2 separate regions of the Homo sapiens genome follow, and region 2 is linked to region 1. A link is a loop called in an ENCODE intact Hi-C map of the cell type or tissue named here. Cell type or tissue: chondrocyte. All regions are shown on one strand. Each heading gives the region's core, and the rest is flanking DNA. Links, peaks and the distances in the headings are about the cores only. Region 1 overlaps CCDC169-SOHLH2 (CCDC169-SOHLH2 readthrough). Region 2 overlaps DCLK1 (doublecortin like kinase 1).

The links. Peaks named below come from ENCODE experiments on the same cell type or tissue, not always from the same donor. Only the 100,000 strongest peaks of a DNase experiment are listed, where the experiment ranks them.
Region 2: it touches region 1 in a loop (2.0-fold over the local background); 8 of 110 quality-filtered maps call a loop at or near these places.

Annotation. Positions count from the first base shown.
Region 1 is chr13:36,272,244-36,277,626 of GRCh38, reverse strand. All of the region lies in intron 2 of CCDC169-SOHLH2 (CCDC169-SOHLH2 readthrough), which reads left to right. The region is part of intron 4 of CCDC169 (coiled-coil domain containing 169); the gene reads left to right. Among named protein-coding and RNA genes, the nearest start is that of CCDC169, 23 kb to the left of the region's middle. RefSeq lists a silencer at 841-1,135. In chondrocyte, for the core only: CTCF peaks have their summits at 2,037 and 2,237 (motif pointing right); no DNase peak of the experiment used is centred there.
Region 2 is chr13:36,123,783-36,129,165 of GRCh38, reverse strand. DCLK1 (doublecortin like kinase 1) reads left to right here. Exons shown (of 17, transcript NM_001330071.2): 2 at 3,010-3,404. The coding sequence starts at 3,029. Among named protein-coding and RNA genes, the nearest start is that of DCLK1, 4.9 kb to the left of the region's middle. In chondrocyte, for the core only: no CTCF peak of the experiment used is centred there; a DNase peak (open chromatin) is centred at 3,130.

The DNA.
Region 1 (5,383 bases), core at 214-5,213:
TTGGGTGTACATTTTCTAGTCTCTAACATGTGCATTCACCAAAACGGGACTTAGTGCCTACCTGAAATTCCTTCCAAGAATTTCCAGGTATGTTCAGCAAAGACCTGTAGCCATATTAATATATATTAAAGGTATATTCTTTTTTAATTTTAATGTTTAAGTTCTGGGGTACATGTGCAGGATGTGCAGGTTTGTTACATAGGTAAACATGTGCCATGGTGGTTTGCTGCACCTATCAACCCATCACCTAGGTATTAAGTCCAGCATGCATTAGCTATTTTTCCTAATGCTCTCCACTCCCCCACCCTACCCCCTGACAGGCCCCAGTGTGTGTTGTTCCCCTCTCTGTGTCCATGTGTTCTCAATGTTCAGGCCCCACTTATAAGTGAGAACATGGGGTGTTTGGTTTTCTGTTCCTGCATTAGTTTACTGAGGGAAATGGCTTTCAGCTCCATCCATATCCCTGCAAAGGATATGATCTCTTTCCTTTTTGTGGCTGCATATTATTCCATGGTGTATATGTACCACATTTCCTTTATCCAATCTATCATTGATGGGCATTTGGGTTGATTCCATGTCTTTGCTATTGTGAATAGTGCTGCTTAATGTATACTTTTATATACATTATGTATGTATACTAATGTATATTAAAAGTATACGTTCTGAGGATTTCCCCAGAAATTTGGTAGGTCTGGAGTAAGGCCTGGACATTTGTATTTTTTTGGCAGACCTCACAATAGGCTCTATTACAGAGCACAACTTAAGATCAACAGATATAGGGGATGTATATCCCTCAGAGAAAGATGTGGAATACAGCCTTGCTTGTGATAAGTTACTGTAATGGCTCTTATCAACAAGCCCCACCATATCCCTGTAGTCAATTGTATTGCAAAGTGGAAGTCCTATTCCTTGACTCATTCAGAGTCATAAAAGTGATGACCCCTATTTTTCTCTTTCTCTAGTTTTCCTATCAGTACCCTCCCCCTTGTCCTCCACTACACCCAGGCAGCTTGGATCCTTCAGGGAAATCTCTCACCAGTGCATATGCTTAGTCAGTCAGATGGATCCTGTTCCTAAAGCTAACAAGACTAGCTGGTGGTGAAAAGAATGGGGGAGAAGGTGTAGAAACAGAGAAACATTATTTAGGAAAATACTTAATCTCATCTCAAACATTCTCTGGAAGACTCTTGATCAATTTGTAGAAAACCAATTCACAGGAAGCCAATTTGCCGAAATCCAAATCCTTGAATATGTTCTAATGAATATAATTTTATTTAGTAACATTTTAATAAATGTTTGTTGAAAACCCAAAACTTACGGAAATCATTTAGCATTTAGTATTATTATTGAAAATATTCTTAGAAAAAGAGTATATTTCAGGTTATAAGTTCACATATATGAATGATTTTCCTTAAAGCGAATTTTTAGTAAATTTGGAATCGTAGGTAGATTGGTCTCCCTGCAAATTAATCCTTTGATGAATTGGCTTTTTGAAATATTAATCTTTGCCTGTTTGTCTATATTCCCTTCAGACATATGTTTCAGCTTGCCATAGGACAAACAGGAGAAGAACATATTACAAAAGCAAGAGAAGCCTGAAGAAAGAGATGGTTTTAAGTCTTAGTTCTTTTAAACCATCGGGCCATTGTTTTTATCACACACCTGGCTCTTCAGAGAAGCAAGACTCTCCCCTCTATTATTCTCTGTTGTGGTCCATGTCATGTCCCACTCTCTGACTTCCAGTCTTATTACTCATTGACCTACTTATCTTTTCTTCATCCTGTTGCCCCACACCATTTTCCTGACTGTGATACTAATTTCTTTACCATGATTCAGATTCTTCTTTTAGCTGTGCTGCCTGATGGACATCCAGCCCTATTTGGGTCTTCCTGGGACCCATTACCTCACTGTACACCCAATTAGTCATGCTCCCACTGGGCTCACTGTGGTAGTTTATGCCTTTTGAAAATTCTTAGAAATGTTGTTTTTAATGCCTGATAACCAGTCATTAAAATTAGTGACACTAGAGCACTATTGACACGTGTAAGTATATATTTTTAAAGTATTGAGGTTATTAAAATGCTATAATCTCTGAGACTGCCTCCTGAGGTGTTCTGTGGACAGCCCTCACTGGGTTTGTGTTCTCTCCAAGATCAGAATGGTCAATTGATAGGTACATAGCTTCAAATCACAGACAGAAAAGTTAGTTTAAACAGATTTTATATGCAAATCTAGTAACAGTGCTGTCCACAAGGGGGCATTTGGTATTTAAGAATGTAGAAGGCTGTGTTCTTTCATTGTTGCAGTTGCCTATATTGAAAAGTACTATATATATAGGAGCTGTGCTTAACTACATTGTATTCTCCTGTTTTTTCTTTTGTAAGCGTTCAGTGGAGTGATTTTTTTTTTACTTTTTTTTTGTGTGTTTGTTAGCAATCATTGGTTTAAAAATAATATGCAGGCCGAGCGCGGTGGCTCACGCCTGTAATCCCAGCACTTTGGGAGGCCGAGGCGGGCGGATCACGAGGTCATAGATCGAGACCATCCTGGCTAACACGGTGAAACCCCGTCTCTACTAAAAATACAAAAAATTAGCCGGGCGTGATGGTGGGCGCCTGTAGTCCCAGCTGCTCGGGAGGCTGAGGCAGGAGAATGGTGTGAACCTGGCAGGCGGAGCCTGCAGTGAGCAGAGATCGCGCCACTGCACTCCAGCCTGGGCGACAGGGAGACTTTGTCTCAAAAAAAAAAAAAAAAAAAATGCAGCTAATGGAATTTTCTCTCTGCTTTGGATAGAGGTGAGGGACTTTTTTAAAAACCTAAGTATACTTTATTTCAGGTGTGTAAACAGTATCTTGAAATTTCTTATTCTTACCCTGTTGTTTCAATCTACTCTTGGAAAATGACCTTTAAAAAGCAAATTAAAACAAGATCGTAGGTGAAATATGTTATTGCTTGGAATGCTAAGAAGTTATTAGTGTCAGAAACAAAACAAAACAGCTCTTTTATGATAATAGAATTAGCTTTATGTATATGATTTTCGTTGTTGTTAATATCTAGTAGAATTTTCAGTTTAACTGTGGCGTTGCTTTGTCTTTCCAGGCTGCAGTTTTCTAGTATATTACCATTGATTTATATAATCAGATAAAAGCAGCTCCTTGGGAAGATCAAGAACATTAAGTTATGAACAGTCCAGTGAATTGGAAGTGATGGAATGAGAGAGTCTGTTCTTCTGTTTTAAAGATATCTAGTTCATTTTGGAGTCAGTAAAATAAGAGGGAACCTTAAAGTTATTGTAGTACAATTTTATACTTTTCAAGGATCTCTGGTATGTATATTTATAAGTGGATAATTACAAATATCTTCTTGTTAATGGTCCAGGTTACTTCATGATTGCTGTCGTTTTTGCAAAATCTATAATGTGTTTTTGTCGTCTCCCCAGGATAATTTATTTTTATGCTGGCCTTATTCCCATGAGATTGCCACAATGAAACATCCTAACTTCCTGAGTTATAGTATAATTTCAAAGCATAGTATGCCTAAAACACAACTCATAGGAAGCAGGTATAGAGAAGGAGAATGAAGTGGGTTATTCTGGGAATTCTGGGCCACACCAGCTGTAACTGTGTGTGGGGGCAATGCTGAGGCTAACTGCAGAAGAGAAAATACTTTGTGTCTCTCTGTTGAGCCTGGAGAGAATGAACACGCACAGAGCTGGGAGACAAAGTCATGTGTTAGAGGCTGGAGGAAGAAACCAAGGTGTTAAAGCTTAAAGATAATAGTGAAGAAAGAACGAAGGACAAGGCACGAAGACCACAACTGCTATGAAGCTGCTTCTTAATACATTTTCCACATGGTGCTTATAAAGCTTTAGAAATTAGTACATTACAAAAAAATTTTAAATAAAAACATTGATGGAATTTCTAACTCAAATACCAGGGTGGGTTGTTAGCAATCTCAAATGTGATCTATTTTAGAATTCACAGTTTTTGAGTATAAAATTATTATTTTTAAATCTTGTAGAATAGTAGAAATATTATTGAAGCGTAGTATTATTGTGCTTTAAAAAATGCAAATGTGCATAATTAGAATGTTCCCCATTTTAGTCAAAACATTTTTTGCTTGTGAAGCTAGTAAGTAAGGCAGTATGTGTGTGGGGCCTCAGGATATTTTTTTTATAACTATTACATCATTTGGTGTGTTCACTCTTACATGCTCCTATCTCACAAACCCATATTCTTCCCATGTATAAAACTCCTAAAGTACTCCCACCTGACAAAATCCAATAACAAATGTAAAATTGGAAAACTGTGGGTATAATTGGTGTAAGTAAAATCATAATTTTTTATCATAAATCACCAAAATAGGTGAAGTTGAGTTTGAATTGTGAAGAAAATGTTAAGAATAGGCACCCAGGGGCCTACTTTTACATTTGGATATGATATTTATTAGACAAGACATGATAGCTGATCATTGAAATTAATGGATAAGAAGAAATCTCAGCAGGTGAGTGATTTAAACAAATTTTGGAAGGCTCATAGCTGGAAGAATACAAATTGACTTGATAGAAGTTGAGGAAACAACAACAGAGTGCCTGCAGAGAAGAATATCAGTGAAAATAATGCATTCACTCTTCTGACCTGCTTAGTGCTTTAGAACTTGGCAGGTATGGAAGAAGGTGGGGGTGAGAAAGGAGCTGAAAACTGGGAGACAGTTGAAGATGAACACATGGAACAGTTGGTCACTGGGACCCCTCTGCCATCCCACGCAGCTGGGATACTCTCCTTCAGTTAGGAGTCTATTTTCTGGAGAAATTAAACTGCAATAGCTCTTGTACTTTGGAGTTTCAGACACAGAGACATGTGAGTGAGATAGAGGTCTAAGAATGATGGGATCAAATGAAAATATGCCGTTTGAATAATGGAACTCTCAGCTCTCTTCTCCTGCCCTACTCCATAAACCAGCAGCTAGGATTAAACCTTATGGGGTAGGAGATTGGAGGATTCTTCAGCAAAAAACCTGAAATGCCCTTTAGAAAAGTTAGTGTGTTGATTGGGAAGAAATAGGAAGAAAAAATGAGAGAAAAAATAATTTAAAAAAATAGAAAAGTTAGTGTGGTGACCCAACAATGAACCTCACAGACTTCCCAGGACAGGAAGGTTAATTGAGGACCCTAGGTGCTGGGCTTCAAAAAATTTTTACATGTGTTACTACTTTTGTATCAGGTTTATACTTCCTAAGGGCTATTCTCTGCCTATGATTAAGTGCAGTGGAGCTACTAAAGCAGACCCATTACTGCGAAACATGGGACTCCATTGTTAGCTGACTTCAACTTAAAGTTCCCTGATGTCTTTTTTCAAAAATTTTTTATTTCAATACATTTTGG
Region 2 (5,383 bases), core at 91-5,090, 150 kb after region 1:
TGTGCCATCCTTCCCTATGGCCCTGCTTGTTTTCTTTTAGTTTATATCAATTTGGAAGGAAATCCCCAAACTCCTAGTGTTGGGAGAATGATCACTGCCTTTAAGAATAAAACACAAACTTCAAAAGTGAGTTTGGCCTTTATAATTTACAAAATGTTGAAGAACTTAGTGAGTTGGTGTGAGTACTGGGAGTGTCTTCCACTCCACCCCCAAGACACACTCCCTTTTAGAAGACAAGAGAGCTCACTTTAAAACCATATAAATTAAAAAGTAAGAGCAGTTACCAATATCCTGGACAAAAATTGGTTCTGTTTAACAACTAATGCCTACAGGACTGGATATCAAGGGATCATTGTTTTAAAGTTATCTAACATCAAAATCAATGAAACCAGTTCAGAGCTGCCTATATATAACTGTTTTTGAAAAATGCAAATTCTGACTACTATGAGTTATTAAGAGGCAAGAAATAGTTTTCATATTTGGAGGGAAAAAAGTACACTGAACTCATTAACACTCCAGGTTTAAATCACACTTCATTTCTCCCTCCCCAGACCTTCAGTGGGGTCAGCAATAGACCCATAAGCAGGTAGATAGAATCACCAACATCAGAGGCCTGCTGACCACTGCTTCCTCTGTGTGCAGACGAGGTCTGGATCAGTTATGTGGCCTGTCCAAGGTCACTGAGCTAGTTAGGAGTGAGGGCTTACAAAATCCTGCTTCTCATGCTGAAGAGGAACCAGTTTCAAAGGAGCAAGGGATGGAAAACACCAGCTTTGGAGTTACAGTAAATCTGGGTTCAAATCTCAACCCCTCAGTTATAATTTTGGGACCCTGGATAAATTCCATATTCACCTGAATATTAATAATATTACCTACCTTGTTGGATTAATATGAGGTTTAGAAGAGAATTTTTAGCATATTATACAACTGGTTGATGAGTAATAGTGTCAGGTACCTCCTAGACCTTCAGTAAATATTGCTTTCTTTCACTTCATTTCTGGAGTACCAAATCTCTAGTCATGCTTTCAGGTGTGAAATTTTAGCCACTCTGAATGGATCAGAGGTCAGTTTACTGAGGGCCAAAGAAAGGTTGGGGAGACAGTGGTGCATTGGTGAGTGTTCACTGACCTTCAGAAAGGTGATGTCCATCTAATATGGTGGGACTTGGGGAGTGCTTGTAAGGTTCTTGCTCCAAATTTTCCATTTTCCTGATATTCTATTTCAACATGCCTGAAATTTTGTCATTAAAGTGTCTTTCCTTTGAATGCTTTGGTCTTTCCACTTTCTAGATTGTCTTGTTAAACCACAGATTCCCCTGCAAGGCTCCACAAACCTTTATCAACCAACCCCTCAGCAAGGATGAACTGGTCCTCCAGTCAGCTTGCTGTGGGGACCAGGGGGTACAGATGTACCTTTCAAAAGGTCATGAGATGGAGATCAGGAAGAAAGCAGGGGCCTCTCTTGCCAGAAAGGAAAGATTCTATTCCTGCTAGCTCTTTATGTGTCAGGGCCAGGAACACAAAAACAGATTTTATTAATAAAAAAATTAGTACTTATCACATGTCAGACACTATGATAAGAACTTCATGTGCATGAATTTATTTAATAGTTAATACTGACTGTGAGGTAGGTACTGTTCTCATTCCCATTTTGTGGTTGAGGAAATCAAGGCTTAAAGATGCTGAGCAAGTAGATTTTTCAAGCTTACACAGCTAGCATGGGGTCAAGTGTAAATCGACATCTTTAAGCCTCAATTTCTTCAATCACAAAGATAGTCTTAATGAAAGGAAGAACCAAGAAATGTACTTCCAAACATTTTTTCCTTTCTTGTTGTTCCTCTTCCTTCTCCTCCTTCTCTTCCTTTTTCTTCTTTTTTTAAACTCAACTTTTCTGAAGTACTAAATATAAGTAAATGAAGTATAGTGAATTTGCTTTTAAAAATATTGAATGTGTGAATATGTTGGAAAATCTTCTTTAAGTTGGTCCAACCTACAGATTGATTTAATTTGCTCTCCATCTGGCCATGGGGCACACAAACATTATGTAAAACTTTTACAATCTGACTGTTATGCTGCCTGCCCTCTCTTTCTGTCCCAGCCCACCATAGCTACTTCTCTTTCACTGTATGATGATATGAGAGCTTATTTTCTTCCTGCTACCAGGATTAGCCCTCTGCCCTGCAAGGAGCAGTGGGCTTTGGAGTCAGGGAAACCTGGAACAGAGTTGCTGGTACAAGCATTTCTCAACTGTATTACTTGGAGCAATTTAGGGGAAATTTTTCTGTGCCTCAGTTTCTTCTTTTGTAAGGAAGGACAATACTTTGGAAAGTTGTTGTGTCTATTGGGAATAATATCTGTTTGAAGCCTGATGAACCATGGGCAACCTAGGAGCTGCTTCTAACAAATTTGTGGCTGATTAATAAGCTGTTTCCACTGGGATCGGCCTCTTCTGCTGACAGCGTGCAGAGGAGCCTGTGTTTATTTTGTGGGAATTCACATCCCTTTCTCTTTCTGTCCCACTTGATAACTCATATTAAATGTGTCATCAGTTAAAGCAATATTTCCACCCAGCTGTTCTGAAGCAGACCCTTTGAAATCATGATCTCAAAATAACATCATCCCCAAACTTTGGGAGGCCAAAGGGGTTGGGGGGCGGGGGAGGATCACTTGAGGCCAGGGATTCAAGACCAGCCAGGACAATAAAACAAGACCCTCATCACTACTACTAAAAACAAGCAAATGAACAAAAAATGAAGGAAATTAACCAGGCGTGGTGCAGGCACCTGTAACCTGTAGTAGTCCCGGATACTCTGGGAGATTGATGCAGGAGGATCATTTGAGCCCAGGAGTGTGAGGCTTCAGTGAGTACTTCAGTGAGTGCCATCTCACTGCAGCCCGGTGACAGAGCAGGACCCTGTCCCTAACATAAAAAAAACAAAAACAAAAAAATATATATATATATATAACCTACATCAATATGTGTGTCTGCTTTTGTTTCTGGGGCTCGTAGGTCCTACTTGAAGTCCATCATGTCCTTCGGCAGAGACATGGAGCTGGAGCACTTCGACGAGCGGGATAAGGCGCAGAGATACAGCCGAGGGTCGCGGGTGAACGGCCTGCCGAGCCCGACGCACAGCGCCCACTGCAGCTTCTACCGCACCCGCACGCTGCAGACGCTCAGCTCCGAGAAGAAGGCCAAGAAAGTTCGTTTCTATCGAAACGGAGATCGATACTTCAAAGGGATTGTGTATGCCATCTCCCCAGACCGGTTCCGATCTTTTGAGGCCCTGCTGGCTGATTTGACCCGAACTCTGTCGGATAACGTGAATTTGCCCCAGGGAGTGAGAACAATCTACACCATTGATGGGCTCAAGAAGATTTCCAGCCTGGACCAACTGGTGGAAGGTGAGCGCTGTGAGATAACCCCCACGTGACCCTACAGGTTCCAGGCTCAGATTTCCAGTGTTGTAGCCGATTCGCATTTGCCCTCTGACAGTTGACATTCAGCCTTATGGCTGTGATCCTTATAGTTTCAGACATACGAATGTGCTATTGTGTAGAGTAAAAAGGAAAAAAAATTAATGGTATTGTCAGGTAGCTTATAATAATGTGCTAAGGGAAAAAGTCCCTAATTCTACAGCATTCTCTATTTTCTTTCTCATACCCATGCTGCATTAATTTTAAAAGTCCATTTTATCTCTTCAATCTCATAGTTTATATTCGTTTCTAAATGCAAATTAAACTTTTGCTATCACGATATCCGAAAGTACTTGAATTGAAAATGACAAATGGATCATGAAATTTTAGAGTTGAAAGGAACCTTAGATAGCTATCAAACCCATTAATTTTATCTTTGGAGTCTAAGGACCAGAAAATTCAAATGACATGTCGGTGGTTACGTGGTAAGATAGTGATGACCCTGGACCAAAACAGGTTTTCTGACAGCTCGTTCCACTGCGATGCTTCCTTTTGAGTTTAAAGGATTATTGTCTTTCTCTGATTTTTGAGGATATGCAGGGACTAATCTGTTCAGTTTAATTTTTTAAGTCCAATTTAGGTTAATAGTCATTATCTGTTTTAGACATTTAATGTGGAAATAGGACTGTTTGCGTCCACGGATGCAGCCTGGTATCTTATGCAAGCAGAGAAGGTCACCGACTCTGGGCTACACTTGCCTCAGGACTGACCCTGTTTGAACAGGGCATAAAGCCTGTCATTGCCTTAGAAATCATCGCCAATTAAAATGAGTTGGAGAAAAAAGACTGGGATTAAATGTATACCAAGGTGCAAAAAAAGCTAGCAGATCCTTTTTGGAGGGTTGATTTTTCTGAAATTGAGATCTCAAGGCCCTGATGATGAAGAAGTAGATGGCACAAAAGAATCTGGGAAAGGGAGGTTGGATGGAGTGTTGGAAGAGCTTGATTTCACCTTGAGTTCATTTTTACTCCAGAACTATTTGCTCAGGCCGTGTAACTCAACTGGGTCCAGGAGGGATGCCATATAATCCCTCCCTCTCTTGTGCAGGTAGCAGGAAGCACCCGTTGCAGCCCCGTTGGAGTTGGGGGCTGCTCTCCCCTGACCGCACACTGACAGAGCCCTCTTGTCCTGCTTTGTAACCAGTGTATGTATGTGATTCAAGGCTGGGGACTTCTCCCTTTTTGCTTCCCTTCATCCCTTGGCAGAAATGCCAGCCTGATCACAGTGTGACTGGCCTTGAGAGCGTGCAGAGGAGCCTGTGTTTATTTTGTGGGAATTCACATCCCTTTTCGGTGACTTGACATGCTGCCAACATGCCTGTGGACTTGGCCTTTTTCCTTCTATTCAGAGGGTGGAACTTCCAGTAAATTAAAGGAGAAGAATTAACATGAAATTTTACTGTTTCAGCTTTAATTTCTGTGCCCTGTCCTTTGCATGACCTTTGGAAATCCAAGGTTAAATGAAACATTTGGTGGTATAGTCTAGGGGATCTGGATAAAAGTTATACGCAAAGTCAGGTGCATGACCAGTCAACAAGCCGTCCCTCTGAGGGCCGGTAGTACTGTAGGGAAAAATATGGCAAGATCTCAAAGCACATCCTAAGACAGCCATGGGTTGACACCTCACTCTGTTCCAGAGTCACTTGTGTAGCATCTATGGGGGTTGGGGTACTTCAATCAGTTTCCCACCCAGAAATGATCTTTACTTAGAAGTGGCCGAAGATACTCCAATGACTCCCATCCACCAAGGAGAGGGTCTGGGAGGTGGTAGATGACAGTACTCCCTTCACATCTAGGGACCAGCAAAATTATGGCATGCTTGTCACCATCTTCTTTGTCTTTTACTGCAAAATAATGCTTTCTCTGAGGGACTGATGTCTTGACTGAAGGTAATAATGATAGCTCTCA